Linked DNA regions of Mus musculus: region 2 is linked to region 1. The links are chromatin loops, found by intact Hi-C in ENCODE. Cell type or tissue: gastrocnemius. All regions are shown on one strand.

Evidence for each region. Hi-C counts contacts between places; a loop is a spot of excess contacts. Peaks named below come from ENCODE experiments on the same cell type or tissue, not always from the same donor. Only the 100,000 strongest peaks of a DNase experiment are listed, where the experiment ranks them.
Region 2: it touches region 1 in a loop (2.7-fold over the local background); 3 of 42 quality-filtered maps call a loop at or near these places.

What each region holds. Positions count from the first base shown.
Region 1 is chr8:12,892,962-12,900,961 of GRCm38, forward strand. It overlaps a transcript of Mcf2l not described here. Among named protein-coding and RNA genes, the nearest start is that of Gm15353, 13 kb to the left of the region's middle. In gastrocnemius, CTCF peaks have their summits at 2,750 and 3,738 (motif pointing right); DNase peaks (open chromatin) are centred at 87, 1,039, 2,423 and 3,722; H3K4me3 peaks cover 1,497 bases; H3K27ac peaks cover 2,033 bases.
Region 2 is chr8:13,288,427-13,296,426 of GRCm38, forward strand. It overlaps Tmco3 (transmembrane and coiled-coil domains 3), which reads left to right. Exons shown (of 13, transcript NM_172282.2): 2 at 3,231-3,745; 3 at 4,284-4,463; 4 at 6,420-6,611; 5 at 7,554-7,682. The coding sequence starts at 3,302. Among named protein-coding and RNA genes, the nearest start is that of Dcun1d2, 4.3 kb to the left of the region's middle. In gastrocnemius, a CTCF peak has its summit at 4,165 (motif pointing left); DNase peaks (open chromatin) are centred at 4,163 and 4,460; H3K4me3 peaks cover 836 bases; H3K27ac peaks cover 575 bases.

The DNA of each region.
Region 1 (8,000 bases):
GGCCACCTTCAGGAATCAGCCTGCACCCTATTTACAGCATCGTCTGCTGCCCTGGAAGCTGGCTGGAGCCCACCTGGCAACCTGCTCTTATTTTCCAACAGTCTTTCCAATAAAAGCATCCAGGGTCCTCAGAGAAATGGCTGAATCTAGGATGAGGGCAGGAAACACAGACAATGACCCAGCATCTTGTGGTACCAGAGAGCCAGGAAGTATTAAAAAATATCCCAGACCCACAGTGATGGGACAGGTCGGATGGTATAGGCACCTAGCCAAGGGCTCAGTTAGCCAACTGGAGCAATGGGTACAAAGTGGGTTGGGTGAATCTTGATACAAAATACAGGTAACCACCCCACAAGTACACACTGACATCAGTGACAGAATAAGCCAGTCCTGCTGGGGACACAAGGCAAGTGCCCTTTCCAGGAGTATAATTGAAGTGGCTGCAGGTTCATCTAGCAGGGCCTGGTCCCTACTTTGTCAGTGTGGGTCACTTAGCCACAAGGGTCTGGAGGTTGCAGTGTGCAGAAGGGGGGAAGTCACTCTCTCAGTGGTTGGGGGGGACCTGCCATCCCCAGGATAACCTGCCACATACCCCTGAAGATTCACCCCTTAAGACTTGGGGTTCAGTGGAAGTTATCCCACTTATGCCCAGTAGTGTGACAGACAAGTAGGGCATCATGGGAAGGCTCCTGCTGGGCATGGTTCCGGCGATGCCCACTTCATAGCATCAACCATGCCTCCACAATTCTAAGGGACCTATATAGCCAGGACCGCAATTCCTCTAGCCAGGAAGACTTGATGTTTTCCATCATAAAACTGTTAGGTCTTTAGGAAAAGCCTGACTCTTTATGTAAGTCTTGCTGTGTTTTATACTAATGTGAAACTAAGCAGCTATCACCATTCTTCCTCGTGTGTCTGTGGGTACAGGAGACGTCTTCTACAACACTGCCTCCAATTCTGGGCACGTGGAAAGACGCTGTATTTGAGCTAAGCTGAATGTGGAACTCTGTTGGACTTCCACCAGGTGAACCAGATGGCCTTCCGGGTGTCCACTGCCCACGGCCAGCTCAGGCAAAGGGAGCCCTGGCTGCCTGTTGGCTATGTAGGTCAGCTCTCCATGGGTCTCAGGACTGCATCAAAATCGATGACTTTGACTTCAAACTTGAAACCTTACGTGCCAATCACTTAGTACAAGTCTTCTCTTAAGTATGCACACACATCTGAAATAGTAGTTGCAGGCAGACTTATATATAGTTCGGTGTGTTGCTGTGACTGTCAAAACAGCTACAGGATGGCATTGTGTACCCCCTGTACCAGTGATGTATATGGGCCAGATGTCAGTGGTGGGACTGTGAGCATGGGAGCACTGGCCCTCCTGTGGGCATGCACATGGGAGCACTGGCCCTCCTGTGGGCATGCACATGGGAGCACTGGCCCACCTGTGGGCATGTTCTGCCTTGTAACTGTTGAGCAACCCTAGGTCAGGCAGCATCACACCTCAGAGACGGATCTTCTTGCTTTGGGGGTTGCAAGTTCCTAGGCCGCCCACCTCCTGGACAGTGATCCATAAGAGGATGACCCAGGACCCTCTACGATGTACAGGGTGTGGAGATGATGGCCACCTGCAGCTGCCTCTGTGGTGCCACACAGGGTAAATGTTTGCTCCCATCATACCAGCATTCGGGAGGCTGATGCAGGAGGACTGCCACTAGTCCAGTGTGGGCTACATGGTGTGACTTTCAAAAAGGAGTGGACAATAAGCAAGGTGATGACCTTTGCAGCCATAGCTGCAAGGCGGCTTAAGAATGTGGGATGTGGTCCCAGCCCTCTCGGGCCACACAGGAACTGCTGCTGCACTGTGCTCTGCCCACGATGCAGGTGAGCTGGGGTCTGATCGTCCTAGTTAGGAATTCCATGGCCTGTGCCCTGAACAGAGCTGGCGCCTCCCTAGTGCATAAGCTCATAATCATTTGGTCACAGTGGAGCCCTGCCTGTCCGAGCTCCCTGTCCTGCCTTGTGAATCCAGGGAGCAGGTCCAGATCCGGTTTCTTTCCAGGCAGGGAAAGCTGCTGGCCAGTCCCAAGGAGGCCTCTGAGATAGCATGCCAAGAAATGTCATCTGGGGCATGTGTCACCATCTTGCATCAGGAGAAGGGAGGTGTGTCCATGACAGATCCACTGCTCCTACCCACCCCCTCCACCATATCTCCCATTCCCCTTTTACTCAGGACTGCACATCTGCCAGTACCCTGCTTGGGAGCTGGCTGTGGGCAGAATTCCCTGACTAAGTCTCTTTGAGAAGGAAGGAACCTCTGCATGGAGAGGTATCAGGGCCTCCCTCCTTAGCAGCAGGCGTGATGGTGGGGGCAGGCGATAGCAGCAACCCCATGGCTATGAGGACAAGGGGGACATGCTGAGCAGCCTGGGTAAGGAGCTGCAGTGAGCCCGGGGCCTGGGTGTGTCACTGAGATGCCTCTGATGCCATAACAGAACATCTGCTGTAGAAGCTGTGCTCAGGACTAAAGCCACTGTCAGAGTCAGCGCTCTCCGTGGGAGGCAGGTTCATCCCCATGACCTGGCTTCCTTCCTGGCAGCTTTCTGAAGCATCGCCCACTGAGAGGCCTGTCCCTGTCCTGGTCGGTGAAGCTTTGATGACGAGATAGTAGCCACAGCCCAGAGAGGAGCTTGGGGACCAGAGAGTATGTCTGTATGTCTACAGAACGGTCCTGTGTCCGACCAGATGCAGTACTCCTCACAGCAGACAGGTGGCTGTGTCCCTTTCCTTCAGAAATTAAACCCACTTCCCACTTCCGGTTACCTTTAATAGTCAACTTGACCCAATCTAGAATCACTGGTGAAGAATGCCGCTATGAGGGATTGTCTAGATCAGATTTGCTATGGGCATGCCTATGGGAGATGTCTTGATGCTAAATGATGAAGAAGACCAAATCCAACAGTGGGTGGGCTCCATCCCCTGTGTCTGGGCCCTGAATGGTACACATGGGCAGAGAGGCAGAGCGGATACAACTAACTGCTTCAGGTACCCGCTGTGACTTCCCTACAGGATGGACAGTGTGCCCTGGAAGAAAGCCAAATAAACACCTGTGGTTTTAATTTCCAAAGCCTACTTTTAATGATGGTTCTCAAATGCTTTAACCTCCCTTTTAGCCCACCACCCACCAGAGGTAGTGAAAAGAAAGGACGTGGGGTAAGTGGACCTGTTTAGAAGTGGTTCTTTGGAGCAAATCCCATCTGCGTTGTCAGGAAATCAGCAGTTCAGTTCACAGGTTGGCAGCGGCTTCTTGATCCATTCACAAACTCTTCACAGATACACCAGCAGTCCAGTTCAGTAGTGTTGGGACAGCAGTAGGGGCACGACCTAGCAGAAACAGCCAGGCCTCAGTCAAATTGGCATGAGTCAGCAGGACGAACCAGCAGCAACACCAGGAGATGTTCTTGGCTGTGCCTCCTCTCTCAGCGAAGTAAGAATCATCAAAGAAGCAAGATCAACAGGCGTTGCACAACTAGCTCTATAAGCAAGCCCAGCTCAGCGCCCGATGATGTCGTTCCCCCCCTTGCTCCCCACTGTCTGTGGAGTCCTATTTATCTCTGAGGATGTCCTCTGCTTACCAGAGGAGCCGGGTGGAGGGATGTAGGGAGTGTGGGTGCCATCCTGGGTCTATCTACCAGGTACCCTCCACTATAAGCTGCTTTAACCCAAAGTGCTCACTAGGGGGCAGAGTAACCACAGCCAGCCACTGCTTCCGCATTGGACGAGACTGGTTTTTGGGAATCTCCCTAAGAATGTTTGTGCACATCTCTGAAGATGCAGTCATCCATGTACGGGCGCCAAACCCAGGCTTCTCACACAGGATTTTGTGGAGAAAAGTGAAATGAACCTTATCTCTGCACTCAGTCTGTGTATGCTTGCATGCCACTCACAGAGCTGACAGCTATACAGCCATCCCTCAGCCACAGAGCCAGGGCTAGAGGGACCCACCTGCCAAGTGCAAAGACTTAGACTGGGGGAGGGGGGAGGGGGACACTGAGGGGCAGGCTGCAGTCTGAGGTGCTCAATGTTCAGTGCCCAGGTTCCACCTGCCTGGGTTTCCAGTTTCTTCCCCTGGGAAGGAAATGACACAGCCCCCAATGAGGCCTGTGGTAGCCTCAGCTGTGCAGTGAGCCAGCATGGACCTTCTGGAAGTTTCCTTCACCGGTGTGTGGGAGGCACTGTGGTGGAGTGAAGAGTCTGCTAAGGGCTACAGGGCTATGTGTAGGGTTGCTTAGGAACGGGGAAGAGAAGGATGGCGGATGGGGGATGGTGCGTGGCTATAATCCAAGGGTCAGAAGACCACTCAGTTTTTATTCTTTCTGCCTCTCCCAGACAAGGAGGCTGGAGGAAGGCTAAATCGGCATGGGCAGGTGTGGTCAGTCAGGTTTGGGGCAACTAGGAAGATGGAAGCAGCCAGTGTTTTTCTCAGCCAGCGTTCAGGGGTGTTGACTGGTTGGGCCAGGGGCACTTTAAGTGGGCTTTGCCATCAACAGTGACCTTGTGTCTGTCATTCCTTCCTGAGAGAACAGACTGGTGTTCTGCTCTGGACCCTGATCTTTGTCCATTTTGTTTGTTGAAGTTTTAGAGTTTTCAATGGCTGTGCTGAAAGCTCATTGCCCCGTTCCCTACCCACACTTTGCTGTGAATGGCTGGAATCTTGCTCTGACTAGATCCAAGACCCTCCTACGTATGTCCCAAGATCCCCCAGTATGTGTGTCTAAGATTCTGCTTCTTCCCTTCAGGACTCCATGTCCGACCCCCGGGGACATAACTACCACACACACAAGGCATAGAACAGCCTTGGTAGCCAGCCCTCTGCTGTAGCTTTCTTCCGAGCCCCGTGCTGATACGCATGCTTTATCTCTGGGAATAAACACCATAAGCAAGTCCTGCCAACAGACGCTGGTACATCGGGTCCTGTTTCATGCTGAGGTCCCAGAGGCAGGCAGAGATCTGTGCCTGTTCTCCAGTCCCTCAAGACTCCTCTGAGAGGAAAGCAAACCTGAGGTTACCTGGAGGTCACAGTTTCCTCTGAAGCAGAGGAACCGGCAGGACAATGAACTTTGTTCTCTTGGGGAACGAGCTCGCCAGGGACCTGGAAGCTGGATATACTGACAGTTGCCTAAGAAAAGCTCCAGAGGAGAGATTAAGTGTGGCTTCCCAAATAGTGGGGAGACCTGCTTGTCCCTCGGCCATTCAATGCAGTGCCCTGTAACGGGGAATGGAAGGCATGCCGAGACCTCTTGTCCCAGGAGCCATGGGAGTTCTGGGCTTTCCTTTCATTTCTCATACCCTGGATTTGGAACTAGCCTAGTCTGTTTGTGAGACTGTGATAAAAGGCCTCAAACTGAACATCTTATAAAGGATAGAAGTTCTAGAGGTCAGGCAGTCTGAGGTCAGCACTGAGTGGGAGCCTTGCTGAGTCACGCCCCCACACACGCCAGCTTAAGGCAGAAAGACAACTGGGAGAAACACCAAGGAAGGAAGAGCATCCCACGAGCAGAGGAGGAGTGAGCCTGGCTCTGCTACCTATAAAACCGCACACCTTAGGGAAAACCTAGGGGTCTGGGACACCTACATCCATCTTACGAAGAGTCAAGCCACGTTCTTGATCTGGATTCTTACTCTGCTGCCCGGCCAAGGCAGAGTGGGTCTACAGAGGACCCCCGAAGGATTAAATGAAAGACGTGGAATCTCAGAAGAGATCCCGCAGGCCTGACCTTTGGCTCAGGTACAGAAGCTCAAGGAAGGAGGAGAGCTTTCCCAGGTGACATCAGAGAAGCTGGACATACAGAGGTGACTGGGCAAGAACCTACATTTTAATTAAAAATGAGATGCCAAACCATAAAACCTTGAGGAAAACCAGGAAGCAGTATTTACAACCCGGAACTGAACCAGCTCTTCCATTTAATGCCAAAGACACCCATTAAAGGAAAACTTGATACATTTGACCTTATCAAATCTCAAATTTTGTGCTTTGTGGACAGTCATGTTAAGCAGAACTGAAGATAAGCTCTAGACTGGGAGGAAAGATACACAAACCACACACCTAGGGAGAAACAAGACAGCCTCAGACTCAGCCACAGGAGTGGACAGCCCTGTTGAGTGGCAGCTGAACGGGTCACCTGTCCTCACCCAGAAGAACAGCTAACACTGAAAGCGGTGACCATTCGAACGCCAGAGAACTTGGTGAGACAGGCTCGCCTGTGCGCTGGGGCAGACATCATGGCAACTTTGAAGAGAAAGCATGCAGATTTTCCAGAGGTGGTGAAGGTCACGCTCCTGGGGACTCATTCCGAGAGGCGGATGGGCATGCTTGATCGCCCAAATGCACGTTTATGATTCGCTTTATAACCTGTAACGAAACCAGATGTCCCTCGGTAGATGATAGGTTAGACCTATGGAATACATACCATGACTCAGCCAAGAGGGAGGGAGCATGGGGCCTCTTCTCTGAGGGACCTCTGTAGAAGCCCCCCAGTAAGAAGACAGCTTCCAAGGAGCCTGTGCTATAGGACCCTAATCACACAGCATCCTTCCTGTTGTACAGTGGAACAACAGAAGCAGAGCTAGGGTCGTTGGAGCAGAGGGCACAGGGAGGGGCTAGGAGTGTCGATCAGTGTGGTGAGTGGTTGGTGTCTACTGTCCACTGTTTCCATACCAGGAATTCTTTTTTGTTGTGATATTGAGCTGAGGATTGGAAGCTATTTGGGGGGACTCTGCCTCTTCCTCCCCCCTCCCCCCACCAGTGGCACATCTATCTGTCATTATCTAAGAAAAACATGCATGGCCTCGACCTCTGCCAGCAATTCCACCCTGAAGTGCTGCCTGGGCACCACTTGTCCTGCACCGACTCGATGAGGTGGGAAGAGGCAGGCAACCTTTCTTTCAGACAATCATGACCTCCACTAGTGTGTAGCAAACACTGATCCCAGCTGTATAGGTTCTTGGCTGGGTAGATGTTAACTTGGGCAGGTTAACTCAAATCCAGTGACCTTGACGTCAGCCTTTGAAAATACATCTTCCAAGTTAAGGCTTCACTAAATAGAAATTCTAAGACTGCAGTGAATGTCTGGCCCTTCAAGCAGAATGTCGGAAAGCAAAGGAAGGGACGAGGAGCACGGAGAGTCAGGGGCGGGGAGCACGGAGAGTCTGAGGCTTCCCGGTGCCCAGGTGCAGTGTAGACTGCACTCCTGCTGGGCAGGTGCCAGGCGGCCAGGCACAACACTGTCCTGTGTCACTGTTTCTGGAGATCCCAGGGTGATCATGGGCACGTCCTGTCTCCATTGCTGCTGGCCTCCTCCACTTAGTGGGAACAGAGAGGAATGCACGGGGCACACACACCGGGACTCCGTCGCCTTGCCAAAAGGAGCAGTGTGAACTTAGGTTCTGAGTAACTTCTTCCCTTCCCTGTGTATTTGGGGTTACTTTGTGCTTATGTGGGTGTTTGTCTGGCCATATTTGATGAAACTGAAAACAAGCAAAATAAAACGTTCGAAGTCTACTGCTGCACCTCTGAGCAGGGCTTGCCGACTAGAAGCTGGTGTTTTCCAGAAGTCACTGAAGCGGTGTGACGTGGTGGTGTGTCCATCTCACTGTGTAGAGCTAAGGCCTATGGGATGGACTTCCAGAATGTGACCCGTGTCCCTCCCGAGGCAGCCTGCATGTGTCTTCCCTCTTCCGAACTCCACCATCAGACTGTCCTGTCCATTTGCCTAGTGCAGAGCACGGGAGCCTCAGCAGGTCCCAGGCTGTGTGTGGCTCAGGGGACTCTCCATCAGGGCTTTGCTTCCCCACTCCACCCTAGGTGTTTGCTCCCTTTAGCAGGTAAACTGCCATCTTGCCTCTTTTCACCCTAGCCTTGCTTAGCATGATTTTTATGAATTTGGAAGGATGTTCCTATGTTGGCATCCTATCGGAATCTGAGGTGAGGTCAAAGGTCTGACCAC
Region 2 (8,000 bases), 400 kb after region 1:
CTCCACCGGGGTCCTCATCCGGGTTGCTCAATCCTGGCGACTCCTACCCGGGGCTCCTTCTTGGTTTGTCTCTTCCAAAGGGGATCCTTCCTAGGAGACTGCCTTTGTCTACTTTCCAGGGGGTGGAGGGTCTTTTCCTAGAAGTTCTTTCGGGGTATGGGGGAAGACAACCGTTTCCAAGACTTCACCTAAACTCGGAGGTTCAGCTCCCCGAGCCTCCCGTTTTTTTGTTCTTCCCTGTAATTTTTTGTAGTCTCTCTGTCCCGCCCCGTGAGGCTGCCCGCAGACAGCCTCTTCTTAAAGATAAACCTGGAAAGACGCCCCAAGATTGTCTCTTTCAATAAGGGATGTGGGTGCCCTGCAACACTTGACTTAAGCTTATACAGCCAGGGAGGTTGGCAGAGTCAACAATCAAACCAAGATGGTTTACACATTAATTTCTTAATTTAGGTGGTAAAACCAATCAAGTAAGTTGAAAGTGACAGGGAAGGTCACTCTGGCCCAGTGGGTTTAACCTCTCGTTTATTTATTGTCAGCATCCATCTCATCTTCCTGGGGTGCAATGTAGATTTGCTTACTTACCAGAGAAGTGTTTGCTACTGATGAAAGGGCCTCTTTCTTCATAGATCTTTTTCTCCTCCTTGGCTTCCCTAACTAAAAAAAGAACAAGCAGCTGGCTAGTGAGTAGGCTCTGTGTCTCCTCTCTTTGTGGATTTAAGTTGGCACCTCCTGAACAAATAAAGTAGCTATTTGAACAGCCCTTTGGGCACCACCAAGAAGCCATGGTTCATTGGTTCTAAGTCATATAGGCTGTTTGCTCTGCCTCTGTTTGACTTATCTTCCTTTGGTGCATGGCATCTTATTCCTCTTCTGTATTATATTCTCTATTTCTTTTTCCAAAGTAGTTTCAAGGATTGGCCGGCTACTGAAGTGCTTCATCTTTGGCAGCTACCTGTTATGTTCATGTGGGTACAGGTGCTCTTTTAAAATGTACTTTAGAGTTAAAATAGGCTTTGCTGATGGAAGAAGACACATTTAATCCCAGCACATGGGAGGCAGAGACTCAGATCTCTGCGAGTTTGAGGCCAGCTTAGTCTACATAGCTAATTCCAGGACAGCTAGGGCTGCATAGTAAGACTGCCTCAAAAATAGATAGGTAGGTAGATAGATAGATAGATAGATAGATAGATAGATAAATGAATGGATACATAGATAGATACATAGATAGAAAGATGAATGGATAGATAGATAGGCTTTAATTCAGTAATTTTTCCCATTGAGACTTTTCTTTGCTGTCTCATCCATTTCTCCTTTTTTATATCATCTTGTAGAGAGCAGAGCTCTACTTTGGAGGCTGAGGCAGGAGAAGCAGATGCTTGAAAGTAGCCTAGTTATGTAGTAGTAAACATTGTGTTTCAAAAATGGATTTGAGGGTTTTTTTTCTTCTTAATAAACTCATGACTGAGACTATAAGGCTGAATCACCACGCCTAGGAATTTATGTGATTCTTATGCCGGAAGTATTGATGTTGCTGTGCCAAATGAAAAGTAGCCTGGAGTTTGACTCTCAGAAGGTTTCTTCCTCAAAAAAAAAAAAAAAAAAAAAAAAAAAAAAGAAAGAAAGAAAGAAAGAAAAAAGTAAGAAAGAAAGAAAATAAAGCTAGGGACAGCATTACACACCTTTAATCCTAGCTTCATTCAGGAGGCAGAGGCAGGAGGATCTCTAAGTTTGAGGCCAGCCTGGTGTACAGAGTGAGAACTAAGCCAGAGTTATACAGCGATACCCTGGATCCTGTCTGTCTCTCTGTGTCTCTGTCTCTGTCTGTCTGTCTGTCTCTTTCACACACACACACACACACACACAAACACACACACAGAGGAATGAATAGAAAGGAAAACAGAAAGCAAAGGATTTTGTCTGTGTTGCCCTGGTTGTCCTGGAACTCAGAGATCCAAGTTCTTGTGTTTGTTTTTGTCAACCTGTCTCCATTGGCTTTCCCTTCCTGGTCTTATCAGAATGCTTGCCTCCCTCTCCTGGGTAGAGTTAGAGTCTTTAGAAATGCCACCTTTTATTTTTGCTACAACTAGCCCAGGTCTGGAAAATCAATGGGGGTAGCAGAGAAGTAAGTGTGTGTGTTTGTGTGTGTGTGTGTGTGTGTGTGTGTGTAGGAGGCAGACTCCCAGGGAGGTGAAATGCTGGCATATTTGGGGGTGGAGGATGCTGTCCAGGCAGGACAGTCAGTTGGAGGCTCCGCTAAGAGACTAGAGGGGGTATATCCATGAGCTGTAAATTGTATAAACGTGGTATATTTTGTTTTCTTTGTGGGCATAACTCCAGGGGTTCCATGTACATCCGATTCCTAGAGTTTAGCTCCCTTTCCCTTGGTTTCTTCTTCAGCCTGTTTTCCGGCCTCCTAGATCACTGTCTCTCAGGGTCGGTTACTGAGCACTGCTGCTACCGGCTTCTAACACAGTTCTCTCACCTGCCCAGCCAGTGTTTTCCTGTCATCTCAGCTGGAGCTGGCACTGAGAACTTCCTCACGCCCCTAAACGAGACTTCAGGAACCAGGTTCTCTCTGCCCTTTTGCCAAACACCCATGTGTTTGTGTCAGGTCTCCCGTCGGAGGGAAAGGGAACGGGCCTGCATTTCAGTGATGGAAACGGTATGGACATTTGATTAAGACATAGAGTTCCAGGCGTGGCCAGACTCTTGTGAATGTTTTTAATCCCCGTGCTTCATTAACTACGGCTCATTTTGGAAAATTAGCAATACTCCAAAAGGATTTTGAAAGCAAGCAGGGAGACCGAGCACACCATCAGTGTATCGGGAGCCAGGGGCTTCCGGGGTGATGGGGAATTTCTCTCTTTCTTCTACTTTTGACATGTGGCTCCTCTTAAGTCAAATGGATTTTTTTTCTTCACACAGGGTCAGTTTATGAAGCTGTGTGAGCTTCTTACTGATTTATCTGTAGGGCTCTTCTGAGACAGGATGTCAGGGAGCATAGGCTGGCCTCGAATTCCCAATCCAATCTTTCTCTTTTCCTCTCCTAAGTGCTTGGATTACAGGCTTGTGACACTGTACCTGGGGGCTATGTCTTAAACCTTTAAAATTGTCTTTAAAGTCAGATGAAACCCCTTTACCCTCCACTAATGGTCCTTAACATTCAGCATTTGATTGTAATCTGGATATGGTAAGTTCAGAAGTTGACGCAGTGTCGACTTGTTTTTCAGCTGAAAATGTGTGTGTAAAATGCCAGCCAACTATAGCAGCAGTCTCTGCTCCCACCCCACATCCTTGGACCATGAAGGTACTGGACCAGAGTCTCCTCTGGATGCTGCTTCCCTTCTTTCACCTGATAGCCAGTGCTGCCGAGCACGAGGAGGTGGCCAAGCATGCCATCAAGCTGCACCGCGGGAAGGGCGCCACTGCCACTCAGAGGAAACAGTGGGCCCTGGACAGCTGCAGGAGGCTCACCGGGCTCCTGAGGCAGAAGAATGTGGTCCTCAACAAACTGAAGAATGCCATCAGAGCCGTGGAGAAGGACACCAGCCTTTCGGGCGAGGAGAAGCTCTTCCAGGTGCACACATTCGAGATTTTCCAGAAAGAGCTGAATGAAAGTGAAAATTCGATCTTCCAGGCCATCTACGGACTGCAAAGAGCCCTGCAGGGCGACTACAGAGACGTGGTCAACATGAAAGAGAGCAGCAAGCAGCGGCTGGAGGCTCTGAGGGAGGCTGCCATTAAGGTCAGCTGCCATTCTGGGGGGTGTCGGGGGTGGGGGGTGGGAGTTGGGGTGGAGCAACACACAGAATTAGGAAGGGCCCCTGGAGGGATTACGTTTTGCGAAGCCTGTTTGGTGCCCTCATTGCGTCTAGGAGGTGCCTATGCATGTCAGGTAATTCCTACTGCTCAACTCACACTGACTAGGAAATGGATTGGGCTCCACCTGTAACGAGTATCAGTGCCTCACGAGTGGCAGCACAGTGCTTCATGGCATTGCCGTGCCTGGCACATGGTTTCATGTTAGCAGAGGACCTTCATGGGTGAGGAGCAAGCCCGTCTACAGTGGGATGCTTTCTTCATTGGTTTGTTTCCTTGTTGGCTTGCCCTGTCCTTGTTGCCAAGCTCAATAGATTTGAGCGGTTTAGGATGCACGGCGCCCTCTGCTGGGTAGAGCTATAGTTGCACCTGGACAAACGGCCCATTGACTAGGAAACTCCCATGTCTGATTCAGAGAACCTTGGTGTGAGCTTACTAAACCTCCTCTCCTTACAAATCAACAGGAGGAGACAGAGTATGTGGAACTTCTTGCCGCAGAAAAACACCAAGTGGAAGCCCTGAAAAACATGCAACATCAAAACAAGAGTCTCTCCATGCTTGACGAGATCCTCGAAGATGTGAGGAAAGCCGCCGACCGTCTGGAGGAGGAGATCGAGGAGCACGCCTTCGACGACAATAAATCAGTAAGCAGACCAGAGCCCACCTGCTGAGCCACTGTGCTGACCCGTGCCCTGGGATGCGAGAGATACTTGTGTGTGTGTGTCTCAGGGACGCTGAGAGTGCAGATAAGCCCAAGCACTTCTGTGCCACATTGAAGTTAATATGGCATGTCTTGAGAAGTGAGTAGCCGCTCTGCTTTCTCTGTCTCCTTAGTTCTCTGAGACAGGGTTTCTCTGTGTATCCCTGGCTGTCCTGGAACTCCCCCTGTAGACTAAGCTGGCCTCGAACTCAGAGAATTGGCCTGCCCTGCCTCCCTAGTGCTGAAATTAAAGGTGTGTGCCACCACTGCCTGGCCACCACCAGCTCTGCTTTTGTCTCTCGGGACAACTGCAGTCGCTTCTTTTTTTCTTTCTTTTTTCTTTTTTTTTTTTTTTAAAGATTTATTTATTTATTATATGTAAGTACACTGTAGCTGTCTTCAGACACTCCAGAAGAGGGAGTCAGATCTTGTTACAGATGGTTGTGAGCCACCATGTGGTTGCTGGGATTTGAACTCCGGACCTTCAGAAGAGCAGTCGGGTGCTCTTACCCACTGAGCCAACTCACCAGCCCTCTTTCTTTTTTTTTTTTTAAAGATTTATTTATTTCATGTATATGAGTACACTGTAGCTGTCTTCAAACACACCAGAAAAGGGCATCAGATCACATTACAGATGGCTGTGAGCCACCATGTGGCTGCTGGGAATTGACCTCAGGGCCTCTGGAAGAGCAGGCAGTGCTCTTAACCACTGAGCCATCTCTCCAGCCCCCACAGTCACTTCTGTGTTAGTGGCTTGTCCCCAGGCCCTAGTTTTGCCTCAGACTGGGTCAGGACTCAGGTTTCAGGAGGTTTAAGTCGTTGGATTTCAGAGCTTATGTTTGCAAAAGACAGGCTTAGAGCAGAAATAGAATCCATGCATTACCTCTACTATGCTGAGATCATAAGGGGAAATCCCTGATGATGCTGAGAACTGCGGTCTTGGGTGGACTAGAGACAGTTACAGAGTAAAGACAAATCAGACTGAGAGTAGGCGTTTGGGGAGAATGGAAACAGGAAGCAACAGGGAGCCCAATTCATCAGCTTAGGATTGGAGAAGAGTTCCTAAAAATGTTTGAAAGAGTATACCGTAAACCAGGTAAAGTGTGGAAGTAGCATAGGTCCTAGTATTTTTGCCCTTAAATTCTCTAGTTGAAAAGTTCCCCTAATTCTGGCTAATGGACACCATTGGGTTGGTTTAATTCTGGCTAATGGACACCGTTGGGTTGGTTTAATTCTGGCTAATGGACACCGTTGGGTTAGTTTAATTCTGGCTAATGGACACCGTTGGGTTGGTTTAATTCTGGCTAATGGACACCATTGGGTTGGTTTAATTCTGGCTAATGGATACCATTGGGTTGGTTTAATTCTGGCTAATGGATACCCTTGGGTTGGGTTGGTTTGGTTGTTTGTTGGAACTGGATATTGAGCCCAGGGCTCTGCACATTGCCAGGAAAGGGCCACAGCACTGACTTAGGCACTCACCTTCTTCTCACTTGTTTTCTGAAACCGGAGCTCGCCCAGCTGTCTATGCTAACCTTGATTCCCTCTGGAGGCCACGTAGGTCTTAAACTTGGGTCCTTGTGCCTCACCCCCACAGACCCTAACAACAGACTTCGCTTTCCTGATCTTTTTGTCATAGAATACAAAACCATTTCCATTATTCTTTCTTTCAGTCTTTACTTTTTTTTTTTTTTTTTTTTTTTTGAGTTTTCCAGAGAGGGTCCTGGCTGTCCTGGAATTCACCCTGTAGACCAGGCTGGCTTCGAAATCTGCCTGCCTCTGCCTCCCAAGTGCTGAGATTAAAGGCGTGCGCCACCACTGCCCGGCCTCAGTCTTTCCCCTTTAAGTGCTGATGTGAAGGCATGTGATTGTAACTGTATAATATTGGTTATCGTTGCAGGTCAAAGGCGTCAACTTTGAGGCAGTTCTGAGAGTGGAGGAGGAGGAGGCCAGCTCCAAGCAGAATATGACGAAGCGGGAGGTGGAGGACGGCCTGGGTCTCAGCATGCTCATCGACTCCCAGAACAACCAGTACATTCTGACCAAGCCCAGAGATTCTACTATCCCACGCGCAGACCACCACTTCATAAAGGCAAGCCATGGCCTTCAGCATGGGTTGGCCAGTGAGGCCGTGTCTCCTGCCTCTCACTGGACACCAGCCTTCCTGCTGCCAGAGGCTTCCCTGGAACACTCAGATCTGTTCTCTCAGAAGCCTTTCTCATTTTGTTTTATTTTGTTGAGCCAGGCTCTTACTATGGCGCCTCGGCTGGCCTGGATCTCACTGTGTAGTGCAGATTGGCCTTGACTCCTCCGCAGTCCTCCGGTCTCGGCTCCCGAGTGTCAGGGTTATAGGCATGCAACACCACAGTTGAGTGTCAGGTAGCCCCTCCCGTGAGCAGAGAAGACAGGATGCCCAAGGGCTCCTTCCAGGTGCTAGTACTTGCAGCAGAACCAAGCTCCTGCCAGGTGCTGCTGCTGTAGGAAAACGTAATCCCAGTCCAGGGGTGTAACCATTTAGTTCCTGGATAAAAGACACACACATTCATAGTTACAATAAGGCTTAGTCAGCACAAGAGCTGGACAGATGTCTGTCCTCTGGCTGTTCTGTCTGTTTCCCAGCCAATAATCTCTTTATATAATTTGCTGTGTTTCATCTGGGCTACTCTTAACTCCAATTAGCCAACCCACATGGCCATCATTTCATGACTCAGCTAACCCATGGCGGCTTCCTCCTCCATTCACCTTCTCCTCGCCCCTCCTGGTTCTCTCACACCCCAAACCAGGGAACTCTACCCACCCCACCCATGTCTCCTCTGCCCAGCCATTGAAGAATGCTTTCAGGGAGCTTGAACGAACAGACAGGTCATCACTTAGAGCACAGCTTAAGGTTCTGAGCTTCTGTGTGAGGCACAGCAGCCGAGAGAATCTCCCTCTTACTTTCATCACTTGCTGTTTGTTCTCACGTGATAAGAGGACATCAGAGACCTCTTCCCTGACAACCTCTCTGTGTTCTGACTTTTTCTTCCCATGTTAGGACATCGTGACCATAGGGATGCTGTCCTTACCATGTGGCTGGCTGTGTACAGCAATAGGTCTGCCTACGATGTTTGGGTATATAATTTGTGGCGTGCTTCTGGGGCCTTCAGGACTGAACAGTATTAAGGTAAGAACAATTAATTCTGCGTTAGTATCGAACAAGATGAAAAGGAACAGGAGTAAAGACTAAATAGATGCAAGCTGCTGTCAGTCAGTGCAGATGCCAGTGAAGGGTGCCCTCAACGCAGTCTTTAACCTATGGGAATACTTCATTTCTTGATGCAGAGTGGCCTGATGACGGGTAGTTTGTCTCTTTAAATTATAGTAATATTTAAAAACGACTGGTGATGTAATGGCCTGCGTTATCCAGACAACCATTCAGACAGTAGGTCAGCTGAAAATGTTGGTCTCCGTGTAATTTTATGCAGCTCCCGTGGTTTGGGGA